2 separate regions of the Homo sapiens genome follow, and region 2 is linked to region 1. Evidence: chromatin loops called from intact Hi-C (ENCODE). Cell type or tissue: heart right ventricle. All regions are shown on one strand. Links, peaks and the distances in the headings refer to the core of each region. The heading gives the core; the rest is flanking DNA.

Region 1 (7,778 bases), core at 2,333-6,332:
ACACATAAAATTAACCATCATATCTGATTTGTAGATTCGCTTTCATGTTAGTTTTACTTTGAATAAAAATGTTCAGCTGCTTAAACAACACTTTTGAAAACTCCTGACCTCATACCTCCCCTCATGGACAGTAGAAGGTACGGAGAGCAGAGGAGTGTTATGACCCAGTCACTCGGGGGTCCAGCCTGCCCAGCGCTGGCCCTGGGGCTTCTGGCTGGTCACTTTGCTTCTTGGGGCCTGGGATTCCTGTGGGCTGGAAGATCCTGCAGGCCCCTCTGGTGCTGGCATTCTGAGGCGTGCCCTCTCCTCTCCAGCGACCACAGAGCCAGGAAGGGCAGGACAGACAGAATGAGTAGGGGGACTCAGAAACTTGGAGTATGGTCTGGGAAAACAGACCCAACAAGGAGACCGAGCCCAATGTCCCATCATAGGCTCAGTGCCTGCAAACCAGTCCCAAGCCACATGCCCTTTGGCAGGCAGGAGTTGATGGTGCAGGCCAATACTGCATGTCTACAGGGACTGCCGGTAAGATGACATTGCAACATCAAAGGCACTGCAGAGCTGCCTCTTCTTGCCATTTTGGGTCCAAGGGGCGAGGCCCAGGTCTCCCAGACACAGAGGAGCGAGTACCTGGGCCTACTGAAAAGGACTGGTCCAGTGTTTCTTGGAGAACAAGATCAAGGTCCTTTGGCATGGGCAGCGCTAGACCAGGAAGCTAAAAACCCACCCTCAAAGTCCTACAGCCCTTGGGGAGGGTCTTTCATAGGACATAGGAGACGGACTCTTTTGTAGCTAGAAAGACCTTAGAACATCCCCAGGTGTGTAGGGGTCTAAGACTCTTCCCAGAGCCAGGCTGGTCTTTAGTTCTCAGGAGTCTATGATTATCAGGACCTGGAGGCAGCCTTGCCTTCCAGTACTGGGGCCCTGGAGGATGCTGGGGGAGTGGAATCTGGCACATTCCTTCCCTGGCAGGGGCAGCTGTTCGAGTGACTCAATCACCTTGGGCAGCTTCCTGGTCTCCAGGCTGGGCCAGCAGATATGGGCCAGCAGAAGGGTGCACACTCGAAACAGCATCATCAGTTTGGGCCAAGGTCCCTTCCTCAACTGTTTAATTATGCACAAATAATTACTTCCCATGTTTACCGCTGTTCTAGGTCTTGGAGATAGAGCTTACAAATAACAAGAAAAAGAAGTGAAATCTGTCCTCTCAGGTGGTGATAAGAGCTAGGCGGCAGGGGGGATGGGGAGCCTGGTGAAGGGGTGGAGCATATGAGATGGAGAGGCCAGAATGAGCTCCCAAGGAAGGCAGCAGCTTAGTAAAGATGGGAGGGAGGGAGGCAGCCATGTGGAGATGTGGGAGAAGAGCAGTCCAAGCAGAGGCACAGCACATGCAAAGGCCCTGAGGCAGGACCTGCCTGGCCTGTTGAGGAGTATCAAGGAGGCCAGCATGGCTGGAATGTGTCAATGAGCATGAGAGTTGCAAGAGAAGAGGCCTGGTGGCAACAGACTGAGGGGCACATAGAGTCTTAGGAGCCATGGAGTTCTGCTCTTCTATGAAATGGGCCATTGAGGGAATTTAGCAGATAATTACAAACATGAAAGTCCCAAATTATGAGCATATGAGTTTAATCTTCTTCTTTTTTTTGTAATTCGATTTAACCCAATTCTTCTAGTGTGGTGTACTTTTGTATGGGGTTGTATTAGAGTTCTCTAGAGAAACAGCAATAGGAAATACATTTAAATGAGGACATTTATTTTAGGGAATTAGCTCACATGGTTATAAGGCTGACAAATGCAAAGATCTGCATTGAGTTGGCAAGCTGAAGACCGAGGAGAGCCAATAGTGTGGTTCCTTTCCATGTCTGAAGGCTTGATGGTGTAGTTGTAGTGTAGAGGCAGGAAAAAGCCAATGTCCCAATTCTGAAGTAGTCAGACAGGAGGAATTCTCTTACTTGAGAGAATTGAACTCTTTGTTCTATTCAGGTCTTCAACCAATTAAATAAATGTTGATTGTATCCAAAAACATTGTCACGGAAACACTCAGAATAATGTTTGATCAAATATCTGGGCACACTGTGATCCAGTCAAGTTGATGCATAAAATTAACTATTACAAAGACTGTAATAAAGAACACAGATCTCAACTTTGCTGTTTCCTAGTTGCATGACCCCCAGGGACATTACTTAACCTCCTTGAGCCTCAGTTTCTTCATCTTAAAATGGGGACAGAGTTTACTTCATAGGCATTCAACCTGCACAGTCATACTTAGATGGACCCATGCTTGCTTGAATGCTCTGCTGTTGAAATTCTTAATAAATTTTAAATAATTTGTTAATAATTCTTAACAATCTTTAACAAGGGGCTCCACATTTTTATCTTGCATTGTCCCCAACAAATAACGTACCCAGTGCTGAAAAGGATAATATCCTTAACTTCCTCTCAGGGTGCTTGTGAAGGTCAAATAAGACACCACAGGTAAAGCACTCAGCACCTTGCGTGACACAGTACCTGCATCATAAGCCCAGCTGTCATTATTGCTAACAACACGTGCAAGCCGCTACTCAGGGCCAGACCCTCAAGTCCACAGAGATGAACACGACTCCTGCCCTGGGGAATTTGTGGTTTATGGTTCAGGAGTTAATGGATTCAGGTAGAACAGCCTGAGGCAGGCCCATCCAGGTAAAGGCATCCCCCAGGAGGAAGCCTCCTGATTATTCACTCCTGTTGGAAATTGAGGAAGTTGGAAGGGTCCTAGGCAGGGAGCGGTGATGAGGGAAAGGGCCCAGAAGGTCTCAGTAGCTGGGGAAAGAGCTGCATGGAGAGAGGCATGGGAGGTGTGGAAAGGAAGCCCAGAGCTGGGTGCTGATTAGGGACTCTGACCAGCCAGACCCTCCAAGACCACGCCCCACTGGCCTGGAACCTGAGAGACTGAGTGTCTGCTCACTGGCTGTGTCCCCTGAGCAGGCTCCACAGTATCTCTAAGCCCCAGGTCGTCACCAAGTAAGTGGGAGACATGACCCAGATGAGGATGAATGCACACAGAATGATACCCCACAGAGGGTAAAGGTTATTGTACAATCAGGAGCGGGAGGAAGCGGCGTCTGGAATGCCTGAAGATGTGAGGCACCCATGTACCTTAAAGCCTCCACTTTAAATGTCAGGAAACCACAAGGCACTGTTCTCCCCTGTTCACTTAGCAGAGGGGCCCCGACCTAGCTCCCTGGGCTCCTGGCCCCACCTCACACACCCTCCTCTCCAGTCTTTTACCCCACAGGAACTCAGAAGGATTATTTTAAATGGCAAATCAGATCTTATCACTTTGTTCTGCAAAAGCCCCTGGGGCTGTCCATACTTTGAGACTGAAACGCTCACCCCATGTATGCCCCCTCCGCGTCTGTGACCTCACCTCCCACCACTGGCCACTCAGTTACAGCGCTGGGGATGGCTGGCTTTTTCTATGCGTGGAGCCTCTAGTACATGCCGTCTTGGGCCCCTTGTCCTTGCTGTTCCTCTGACTGGAGCAATTCCTGTCCTCCATGGCTTGCTCCAGCACTGCAAATGCCCCTCCTCAGACAGGCCAGCCCTCACCCCAACCCCTCCCCATCTTGAACTTAATGACCATCATCGCCTTTTCACCTGGCTTTGTCATCATTGCATGTATTATGACATGACATATCATTATAGTTCCCTTGTTTGTCTCCCCACCAAAATACAAGCTCCACACAGGTGGATACTTTTATCTTACTTACGTTGTATTGTATCCTCCACACCTAAGATTGTGCCTGCACAGGATATTTCATAAGTGATAGATTCCTGCTTTACAGATACAGAAACTGAGGCTCAATGAAATCACATCCTTTACCAATAACCCACAGCTCTGGAGCTGAGACTGGTCCCTGGGCAGTGGTGTGCTGGCAAATGTCTTAAACCCAGCTCTCCAGGGTAGCGGGAGGTCTTGGTTGCATTTGCTGATGTCCATGGTGTAAATACTTCCACCAGGGCCTACTTCAAATCACCAAGGTGACGTCACTGAATGCGAGGTTCGGAAGGATGCACCCCTGCGCTCTGGAAGGAAGCCAGTGTCAGCCAACTCAGCACCCACTGCCCGGCTACCTCGTGTTCCTTCATCTTCGTCACTCCGCACTTTGAGTGAAATAACTCCTTCTTCGCTTTCCCCTCTAAATCCCACCTACCTCACTCCGCACTTAACACATCAGGTGAAATAACTCCTTCACTTTCCCCCTTCAAATCCTATCTCACATTGAAGAAAACAGTCCGAGCCAAGTCTCTGCATGTCTCTGGGCCTCAGTTTCCCCGTCCATATGGTGGGATGACTTCTAAGCCGTGTCTCTCCGCCATCATCCTTGCCTGAAGTCTGGGAGCCCTGGTCATGCGCACTGCCCCTGTGGACCACCAGGGAGCAGCCTTTCCCCACCAAAGACACTGGCCTCTCCGAGTTCCCGTCGGTGTCCTTCTTGGACACAGCCTGGGTATTGTGGGGCCTTGCCTGGCTTATGAATCGGCGATTGTGCCCAGCCCCGAGCGGGCATCTACAGAAAGGGCCCATTGTCTGCAGTGAGGCTTTTTGTTCCAGCAGTGGCCTGGGGAAACTGGGATTGGGCTGGGGGCCTGACTGGTTCCCAGGGGCTCCTGGTGGGTGTTGGGGTGTGAACCCAGGCGGACCCCTCTCCGCTCTCCCCCGCTGTCCGCCCCGATCCCATCTACCAGGCTGCTGTGCCGGGCACCGCTCACCTGTGCCTCGGCTCTGTCCGAGATTCTCGCCCCTGCAGACCTCCTCTGCCACCCTCTGAGGCCCATAGCACGTGCTCCTTCCTCCAGGCCGGGGTTCCTGTTACTTCCTTTAGCCTCATTCAATCCAACTGCACTTTAAGAGGGTAGGTGTCGGGAGCTGGGCTTCTCCCTGAGATTTTGGCTCCAGGCATTACCGCAGCCCGGTTTTCTTTTCCCTTTCACTGCAGCGGAGGGACGCCCAGGCTTTGGGCGCCGCCTGGGTCTGCAGCAGAGGCAGTGGCCTAACCCTGAGAGGTAGCCCAAGGTCAGGCCAGGGTCTGCGTCCTCCCCTCAGCTCTGCTGTCACAGACGACTGTGAACCCGCGGAGCTCCCATCTCTGGAGCCTGGCCTGGGCCAGCGGCTCACAGTGCTGCGTGCGCAGTGCCTGGCTCAATCCCACCTGCAGCCTGGGAAGTCACAGGGTCACCCAGGGCTCCACGGCCTCCCTGACCACAAAAGGGGAATCGCTGCAGCTCCTGGCAGTGGGCGTGGTCCCCTGTGAGGCTCCGGGGCTTCCAACACCTGAAAATGTAAGCTAAGTGTGTTCTGGGAATGGTGAGGCCTCATCTTACTCTTTTTTTTTTTTTTTTTTTTAACTATCTCTTGCTTCAACCCAGGGCAAGATCTGGAACTGAACCTTCAAAGGAAAGAGGGAGGAGGGTGGGAGGGTGCCTGTCACCTCCCCGAGGGTAGACCTGGGTTTCAGTCCCTGTTCGGCTGGCCATGGGAGTCAGGGATCTCCCTGCTGCCATCTCTGAACCTCGGCTTCCTCTACTGTTAAATGGGGGTTAAAAAGATGCTCTTCTCATTCTGGGGGTGGAGGGAGAGTCAGGATTAGAGCTATTTTCAGTCTCTGACATGTGAAGCTGGGGCTGCATAAGAATCTGTAGGGTATTTTATTAGCAGAAAAATTGTTGTATATAAATGTCATCTGGCTGTACCTAATCCTGTCCTTAGTGCATCAGAAGTGACAGTTAGTACAGGCAAGGAAAGCTCTAGCTTTCCATGACTACTAATCCCACAGAAACTAAAGCAAATTATTCACTGCGGGACAAGAATTTATTGTTAAAACATTTGACCCTGGTGTTTAAAAATATAAGCAGCTTTTTTGGAGGACACTGGTGGGTTTGAAAGTGACCATTTGGGGCAACAGCATGGTGAGTCTCTCTTGGTCCTTAAACCTGAAGCCAAGCCTGCTTTTTCACCTCCTGTGACCCCTGAAATGCCCGTGCGTAAGTGGGCCCAAGATACCCCCGGCAGCCCCTGATGCCCCTGGGGAGGGAGTCGGCCTGTTGATTGCAGCTTCTAGAATTCAGTCTCTTGTATGCTGTCTCTATTATAACACCATGCCTAATGCTGAGATTGCATTTTTCGGGGGCTTTGTTTTTCTAAATTGTTTATCCCCTTGACTCAGGTGAAGAGCAGATGGCATTAGAGAAACTGAGGCAAATGGTCAGTCTGCCATGCTGGGCTGAGGGATGGTGACATGGGGCACCCCTGCCCTGGCCTGGGGCTCAGCCCTCCCAAGACATGCTGGTGCCCAGGCTCCCCCAACCCTGCTGTTCTGGGTGGAACAGTCCTGTGACTTCAGTCAAAGGAGACACACCAAGCATGGCCCCTGGCTCAGGAGGGCTCCCCCCTTGCCCCCCTTCTGGCAGGAGGTCAGGGGACTGCACGGAGGAGCCAGCAACTGCTGGGGCCCCATCTTCCCACCTGGCAGCAGCGTTACCCCCTCCCTACTTCACCTCTCAATGCCTTTATCTGTCAGAGCCCAGAGGAAAAGACCCCGCCTCCATGAGGCCCTCCATGGTCCCATCAGCATGTTTCTGAGAGACACCCTGGTGGATGTCATTGCCCCAAATCTTCTGTTCCATTTAAGATTCTTGGTGGAAACTTAAGGCAAATGTTGGGAGGATACTGGATAGTCCATGATGAAACTGGGCTTCAGAGGGCTGGGAGCTCCTGGGAGTCCACCCACCCTCCTTCTCTGGGTGGCTGCTACAGATTCAAACTCCCAGAGGAGAGTCCATTTGGCCAGTGAGGACCACAGGCCGCCTCATTGTTGAGAGTGGGGCGGTCACAGAGCTGGACAGAACAACACCAACAGGGAGGCAGGGTGCCCCAGGTGAGCCAGGAGGACACACACGCCAGGGTCAGCTAGGCACCCCTTCCCGGGCCTGGGGCTCAGCCCTCCCCGAGGCATGCTGGTGCCCAGGCTTTCGGCGAGCCTGGTGGGGCTGCAGGAATGGAGTTCCCCCTCGGACACCTGAGACGTCACCCGGTTGGGGAGTGTCAAGTGCGGGGCAAACACCTGCACAGGCCAAGGCTCTGGAGGCTACGCCCGCTACCCCCGGATAATGGTGCTCAGAAGAAGTCCAGGAAACTTAACTCTCGCTTGCCTTCCAGTGAACGGGAGCATGGGGTCTGTCCACACTCCCCCACAACACAGGGCGATTGTTGTAGAGCAGAGCTGGACATGCCCCCGGCCCTGTTTACAAGGTGGCATCCAGGGGTCTGCACTGTGTTTCCGGTACACTGGGGCTTGTTCATTTTCAAAGGACCCTCGGAAGGGGAGAATGTTCTCAGCGGTTTATGCTTTCTCGGATGAGCTGTGCATTGCTGCTCCTTTGGGGCTGCAAATCTTTTCAGCCACGAAGACAAAACAGTTCCTCCCGCTTTGTTCTTCTCAACCCTCAAAGAAGCCCCTTTCAGGGTGAGGCTTGTCAGCTGTGTCTTTGGGAACCTGGAATCAGCAGAGGCCTGGGTCACTTCCCCCATGGCTTCTAAGCCTCCAAAGGCCCACAGCATGCGGTTCACACTCTGAGGTTGGCACCAGCCCTGGACCAGGCCCTGGCTCCTCGCCAGCCTCCCTCCTGCCATTCTCCTGTCTCCTGACCTCCCTCTGTACCTGGGGACAACTCAAACCAAGCACTATTCTGCAAAGGTATCTCGGTCCCTGACCCCAGCCCTGGACAGGCACTGCACT
Region 2 (6,827 bases), core at 1,661-5,660, 1.3 Mb after region 1:
GTTGCATATTTTACCCCAGGTGGTTTACAAAATGGAAAGCAAAAGCTGAAGGAAGATGAGCTCGAGGGACTTCAGATGGAGACGGCTGAATGGCCCAGAAGCTGCAGCATCTGCTGAGAAATGGACGTTGTTCCAAACACATGTGACCACAAACAGGGAATTGGCCCCACAGCTGGAGGGGCTGATAAGTCAAGCCAAGGGCCACTCCACCCCTGACCTTGGAGTCTGCATTTCCACACATCCCACTCCGGGGCCACGTGACTCCTTGGGACCACTCGGTTCTCACTATGTCCTTTTAGTTGCTGGTAGCCTTGGCCTCCATGACCAACGACGAGGGGTGCAGCACACAGGGCAAGACGTGGACTTTGGAGCCAGTGGAGGCCCTGCCCTGCCCATCGTTAGCCCTCTTATATCAGGGATAATAACTGTGACCACCACGTGGGGTGGTGGGGATAGAAAGGGAGAGTGCACATAGCACACAGCACACACCAAAATGTTAGTTGGAGAAAGGTGCATTCTGAAACAGCTGTGGGTCATGGTGCCAAATCCACCGGCCAGCAGCCTGAAACTCACAAGCACCCTAATATGAGAAGCCCTAGCCAGTGAAACTTCTAACAAGCCCCCCTCTTCCTGAACCGTTTCCCACCTCCCTCAAGCTTTAACAAAGGCAGCCACTGGAGATCAACCTCAGAAGATGTGGGCAGAGCCTGGGGAGTGGTCAGCGTGGGCACATGGCTGATGACATGCCTGAAGCCACACAGGGCTCTTTTCCCTTCAGTGATAGCCCTGGACTGTCTGTGCAGACAGCTCCTGGGGAGGGGCCGGAGGAGCAGGACCCATTTTCCACATCAGTCATGTCTGCCAAGCTGATGAGTCTAGACACTTGACACGTAATGCTCTTGACCTCTTTTTCTGCCCAGCATACGTTTGTCAGGCTTATCCCACCGCTAACCTTCCGGTTGTGGTCAGACATTTTTTTCTCCTTTCTTGGTTAATGCTGCCAGGGTGTGACAGCTCAGCCTTTCCAAGGGAGGGACAATGTTATGAAAAGTCTAAGGGATGCCATGTTTATCTTTTCCTCAACAATTGCGCAACCTTTGCTCCGCTGGGGAGTGGGGGAGCACCTGAGTGGGGAAAAGCAGAGAACACCACGGAATGACTTTAGGAGTGAGCCAGTGCCCTGGGCTGGCATGAGGCTGGGACTCCTGGAGGCTTCCTAGAGAATATGGTCTCCTTCCCTCTGTCCCAGAACTCTGTTCTACCTGCCTCCCATCTCTGTAAACGTGAGGGCATTGCATGCTACATAGCCAATTCACATCAACAGTAGAATAAATCTTTCCAAATCTAATTTCTGAAATCAGAACACTTTCCACACATACACATGAGTAAACCCTCATTTTCTAATATTCTACTAGGATTTTCAGCATAATTTAGTTTTCACTTTTGAAATTTACTCAGAGGTAATAAAATTTTGGTAACTTGGAAATGGGTACCAAGATCCTTTTAAATAGAGTCCTAAAGAGATATGACAACTAAGTGGTCCTAAACAGCACTGAAGAAAGAAAAAATGCTATAAAAGGCAGTATTGGGCAAATGACATTAAAGTATTACATCAATGTAAATTTCTTAAAGTTGATAACTGCACTATAGTTATATTTTTCAAAAATTCTTTTTCTTAGGAAATAAACACTGAAGCATGTGGAGTAAAGGAACTTAATAAACGCAAATTACTCCCTAATATTAATAGTTCAGAAAAAACAAGTGTATATGTAGATACACGTAGAGACGCAGATGATATAGCAAGCAGGGCAGAAATTGAACTCTAGGGTGATTGGCAGTACTGGGTGTAACTATATATTTTATGCATTATTGTGTATATATTCTATGCAAATATTCTTTGCATAGAATATATATTCTATGCATTATTGCATATATTCTATGCATTATATATTGTATATATTCTATGCATTATTCTTGCAACGTTAAATTTGAAATTATTTTCAAATAAAAATGTTTAAGAGACTAACACAAAATAGAAAGTTCTTTTGACTTAGTAACTTCATTTCTAGGAATTTAATGTGGGAAAGAATCTGAGATGAAGACAAATGTTGAAGGATGTTCACCAGTGTGCTATTTATATTGGTAAAACATTAGAAATAACCTAAAAAGCCCGGCATTGGGAAACATCTCCATGAATTTCTGTAAGGGAGAAGGAGCCTGGCAGGGGACAGGCATTTCAGGTAGGAGGATGGGCATGAACCAAGGCCCGGTATGGGGAGGTGTTCATCAGGGAAGTTTCAGGGGGGGCCCCGTGGCTGCACTTATGCTGTGTGAGTTGAAGGAGCCAGGTCACCAGAGGCAAAGGCTGTTGGCTAGAGATGCGATTAGAAGGGGGTCCAGACCAGAAGCAAGACAGTTAGAGGTCACCTTGGTCCAAAATAAGAGACATTGGACCTCCGATCTTGGGCTGGGGCTGCTACCCATGGAGCGAGGCCCATAGCGCTGGACTTGATTTGGAAGTAGAAATGACCTCAGGGTTGGGGTATGGTCAAAGTGGCGTCCAGGACTATCAAGGGTCTAGCTTGATCCGCTAGTCAGATGGTGGAGGAACACTGGGGGCAGGGTTGGGGTGCAGGACAGGGCAGGGGCACCGAGAGATGGCTTTTAATCTTAATTGTCAGAGAGGTCAAGCAGGCGATCAGATACGTGGGTGTAGAGTTATTCAGCAGAGGTGCCAGCGCCGGAGATGTAAGCTGATTTAGGGTGAGAGATTTCATTTTCTAAAATGAATGTGCATTGATGTTGTCAGGATTTTTTCTAAAAATTACTTAGGTAATTAAGTCTTTCATTTTTCGCACCCAGGTGAAAATACCTGAGACAGCAGGTACTCAGAGGGTTCCTACCCACAAGAAGGAGCGAGAAGGGAGCCCTCTCCCCAGCCCCACACACAGCACCCTGAGTTCCAGCCCCAGCCAAGGCTCAGCTGTCCAGGAGGGCAGGAAGCTTAAGGTGGGGGTGCAGCCTCCATCAGAGCACCTCCCTCCCCAGCCTGGCCCCTACTTTCTCCCATCCCCCTCTCAGGGGCCGCACCCTGGGAGCCAGCTCTGACCTGGGGGACTTCAGCACTTTGTGGAGCAGGTCCTGTGGGATTTTGTGGAGGTGGATCTGCGTCCCCCCTAGAGGAACCAAGTTCATTTCCAGCCACTTCTCGCAGCCGGTGGTGAGCTGCTCTTCCTTGTACTAAGACAAAAAAAAGCCAGTTGATGAAGGAAGTCCTGAGCTCTTGGCACCCTCTGCTGGCCTGAGACGACACTACACGTGTGCTCAGAGGGAGAGTCACTGCAGAGGCGCTCAAACCTTTTCTACAAAATACATGAATTACAGCAGATACCTTTTCTAAGTGTTTTCTATGCTCGAGGCGCTGCACTCAGTTGATTTAAATCAATCCTCAGCGAAAACCTATGAGGTGGGTTCACTGTTATCCCTAGGTCACCGGTGGGGAAACTGACGCTCCCAGGTTCCTGCTCTTGCCTGTCGTCACACAACTCGTAAGTGGCAGAGCCGGATGCAAACCCAGGCAACCTGACCATAGGCTTTGCCCACTAGTTCAAGTCAGTGGCTGATCATGGAGGGCCCAAGGGGTGTACCTCGCAGGAGTTCTGAGGCTATGAACACACCCAAAAAGCAGGAATTGAAGGGCAGAGAAAGTGGAAAAGGCGTCTTAGAGCCAGGGACCTTGAGAGAGCTTCAGTACACCTCGAATAGCTTCTGGGCCTGGGGTCCTTCTGCAGCCCAAGCATTGCTGAGAAATGCTGACCAGGATGCAGTTTCCACCACAAGTGGCCTTGGAATTACCAGTGGGGCGAAGGGGAGGACGCGATGATGGGAGAACTGTGGCATGCTGCTTGGTATCCCCCCCCAGGTCACTGGTGGCCATACAGAGAGAGCTGAAGTCAGGAGGCCTGGGCTTTGGACCCAGCTGGTTCCCCTGGGCAGGCTGCTGCCCTCCTTGGCTCTGTTTTCTCCTCTGAGAATGAGGTTGGATTCTATCATTTATTCCTAACCCTGACACACTGATTAGACCCAGGTGAATCTAGACCTCACAACTCCAGCAAGAATGTTCTGGAAGGTCTTCGGCTGTTTCGGTGAGAAAGGCTATGCTGCTTCTTCCCCCATCTAAGATTAAAGTCTTTCTATTTTTTTGGTGTTAAAACATCCTTTAAAAAAATAAAATGATGGTTTAAAAAAAAAAACACACAAATGTGTTCATGTGGCAAAATAAAATATTTGATGACTTCAAATAGATATTCTGGGGGGAAGTAGGCCTGGTGGGTAAAATCCCAGCATCTAGGCTGCTCCTGAAGGCCCCCCCAAGGGGCGATGTGCCCCGTCTGGGTTGTTCTCACCTTGCAGCCGGCCTCGTAGAATTTCTTGATGGTGCTTGGCTTGAGTCTGGCTATCATCACATCCACGCACCTGGAGAGAGAGAACTGCAGTTTCTGGAGGAACCCCACACTGCTTTTGGAGAAGCGGAAAGTCCCAGAGATTCTCATTCAACTCCAGGACAGCAGCAGACTTTTGAACGGAAGGGAGCCTCGCTTTAGGGGTATGGACATTTGGCCAGAGGACAAGACCAACATGGCTTGTTAGAAATAGCTCTGGGCTGGGAGATGAGGCCAGAAATCAAATCCTTCAGGAGAAAACAAAGTAACCCTATAGCAGGGAACAAGGATTATTGCTCAAAGCTGAAGTGCCACCAGGTGCTGAGATGAGGTTTGATTTTAGCCAACATAGCCATCTGGTCATCCCCCTGCCTGAGGACTGTCTTCCTGTACAGACCCTTATGGTGCCACCAGAGGGGCCTCAAGTCCCATTCCTCTCTGTGCACAAATGGAATCAAAGAGCAGCTCTCAGATGAAGGTCTCTGCGAGCTCATGACTAGGACCTGTTGATTTGGCTCACCCACCCATGAAGGATCTATTCATTGAACACATACCGTGTGCTAGGCACCTGGAGAGGTCCTTGGTGTGCAAAGAACAAAACTGATGGGCCAGTGAGGTGACATGTTAAGTCAACTTTCAGACAGATAACCACATTTGGCAGTCATGTTAAGGGTTAAAAAGTTAAAGAACAAGGTGTGATGGGAAGGCAGATGATGGAGACTTCAGCCTAGTGTGGTTAAATCAGAAAAGTGACCAGAAGTCAGAAGAGAGGCACTTAAAACCTGAAAGAGGAGGAAAAAGAACAGGCCAGGCCAGGGATTCAAAGACCAGCATTCCAAGAAGCGGAAACAGCATGTGCAAAGGCCCTGGGGCAGGAGCAGGTGCCACACTTTGAAGGAATGTCAGGGCTGGCACAGCTGCAGTGCCGTTGTTTAACACTGCTCCACACTGTCCCCTCTCTCTCCCTCTTTGACTATTGTAGTTCGTCTGGGCTCAGCTCCAGCATCACCTCCTCTTGGAAGTCTCCCTGATTGCTCCTCTCCACATAATCCCTTAGCTTTGATTTGCATGACTTCCTTCTACCTGGTTCCTTGCCTCCCTCCAAGGAGGGCATGAGCCGAGGTGAATGGAGTGTGGTAGACGTGCTATGTGGCAGGTAGGGTCACAGATGTTTCAGTGACTGAACTTTCACAGCTAATACTAACCTCTCTGCAGCAAAATTGCTTTGAAGTATGTTCACTTCATTGAGCAGGGCACCCGAGAGTAGCCACTGGGATCTCATACGGAAGCACAACCTTAAACTCATTATGACTCAATGGTTGTCCTAAACTCAGTTGATATACACACCGCTCATGGGCAGAGGCTTAAAGGACATCCAGTACCTCTTGCACTTATTCTAAAATGTATCCTTCCATAAGGCCAGACCAGAAGGCAGATGGGGTCTTGTTACCACCAACAACCACATCCCTGGAGAGTAGCTTTTACTGAGTTGCATTTTGGTGTGCCGCTTTTGCCAAAACCAAGAAAAAAACATTATAAGATTTATTATTGCATTTACTCTACAGACATTCTTGAGGACATTGACCATTAGGTTGCTTGGGGTCATCTGCTGAAGACATCCACAGTTTTCATACTAATAGTAGTTGTACTTCTCCCAAGTGAATTGTTTTTTAAACTGTTATCTAGTTTGCATCGAATATCACTGATCAAGTTTCCCTTTTTATCTGCCGCTAGCAAGTTCAGAGCTGAATGTATGGCCTATCTTAGGAAAAAAGTGTGGTTATTAGAGTTAGTATACAATGGTAGCTTCTCCATCTTTTTCTTCCTCCTTAAAAAAAAGAAAATTGGTGTTCTGTGGCTTCATTTCATGTATTCATGGAAGCCACTCAAAGCCTTTACTAGAACAAGGTAAGAAATGATAAGTGAATAAATAATCTGGTCATGGCCAAGGCACTCTACCCCCTTGTGTGCTAGGATCGGCCCTTCAGACAGGGAGACTGACTCTACCCATTAGAAGGAGTTGTCTTGAGTACTGGGGAAACCTGTACTGAGTAAACATGAGGCGCTGCTGTCATCCCCTGGGCATTTTGCCTTCTAAGACTGCTGAGTCCTGTCAATCCTGCATCTTGGCTGTCTCTTGAGCGTGCCCCTCCTCCCGCTCCCACTTCCCCTGCCTAGTTCAGACCCTCCTGGTCTCTCGGCTGAGCCTCTGCATAGCCTCTCAACAGCCAGCCTCCCTGCCCTGCAGCCTCCCACATTTATACCACATCCTTCACACAGGAGGGGCTCAGCCTAAACCACAGAGGCTCTGCCACTCTCCCCTCCCAAGCCCAGGCTTCCTGCTCTGCTGACTGAACCAAGACCTGCTCATGTGGCTACAAGATC

Evidence for each region. Hi-C counts contacts between places; a loop is a spot of excess contacts. Peaks named below come from ENCODE experiments on the same cell type or tissue, not always from the same donor. Only the 100,000 strongest peaks of a DNase experiment are listed, where the experiment ranks them.
Region 2: it touches region 1 in a loop (8-fold over the local background); 5 of 110 quality-filtered maps call a loop at or near these places.

What each region holds. Positions count from the first base shown.
Region 1 is chr10:123,556,168-123,563,945 of GRCh38, reverse strand. It overlaps LINC02641 (long intergenic non-protein coding RNA 2641), which reads right to left. Exons shown (of 12, transcript XR_007062326.1): 11 at 3,750-7,535; 12 at 1,733-2,118. It overlaps LOC105378530 (a long non-coding RNA gene), which reads left to right and starts at 5,256. Exons shown (of 3, transcript XR_946395.3): 1 at 5,256-5,322. RefSeq lists an enhancer at 4,881-5,599. In heart right ventricle, for the core only: a CTCF peak has its summit at 4,410 (motif pointing right); a DNase peak (open chromatin) is centred at 4,425; H3K27me3 peaks cover 2,219 bases.
Region 2 is chr10:122,295,417-122,302,243 of GRCh38, reverse strand. BTBD16 (BTB domain containing 16) reads right to left here. Exons shown (of 16, transcript NM_144587.5): 8 at 4,407-4,476; 9 at 3,110-3,240. Among named protein-coding and RNA genes, the nearest start is that of BTBD16, 28 kb to the right of the region's middle. In heart right ventricle, for the core only: CTCF peaks have their summits at 3,099 and 3,300 (motif pointing left); a DNase peak (open chromatin) is centred at 3,293; H3K27ac peaks cover 67 bases.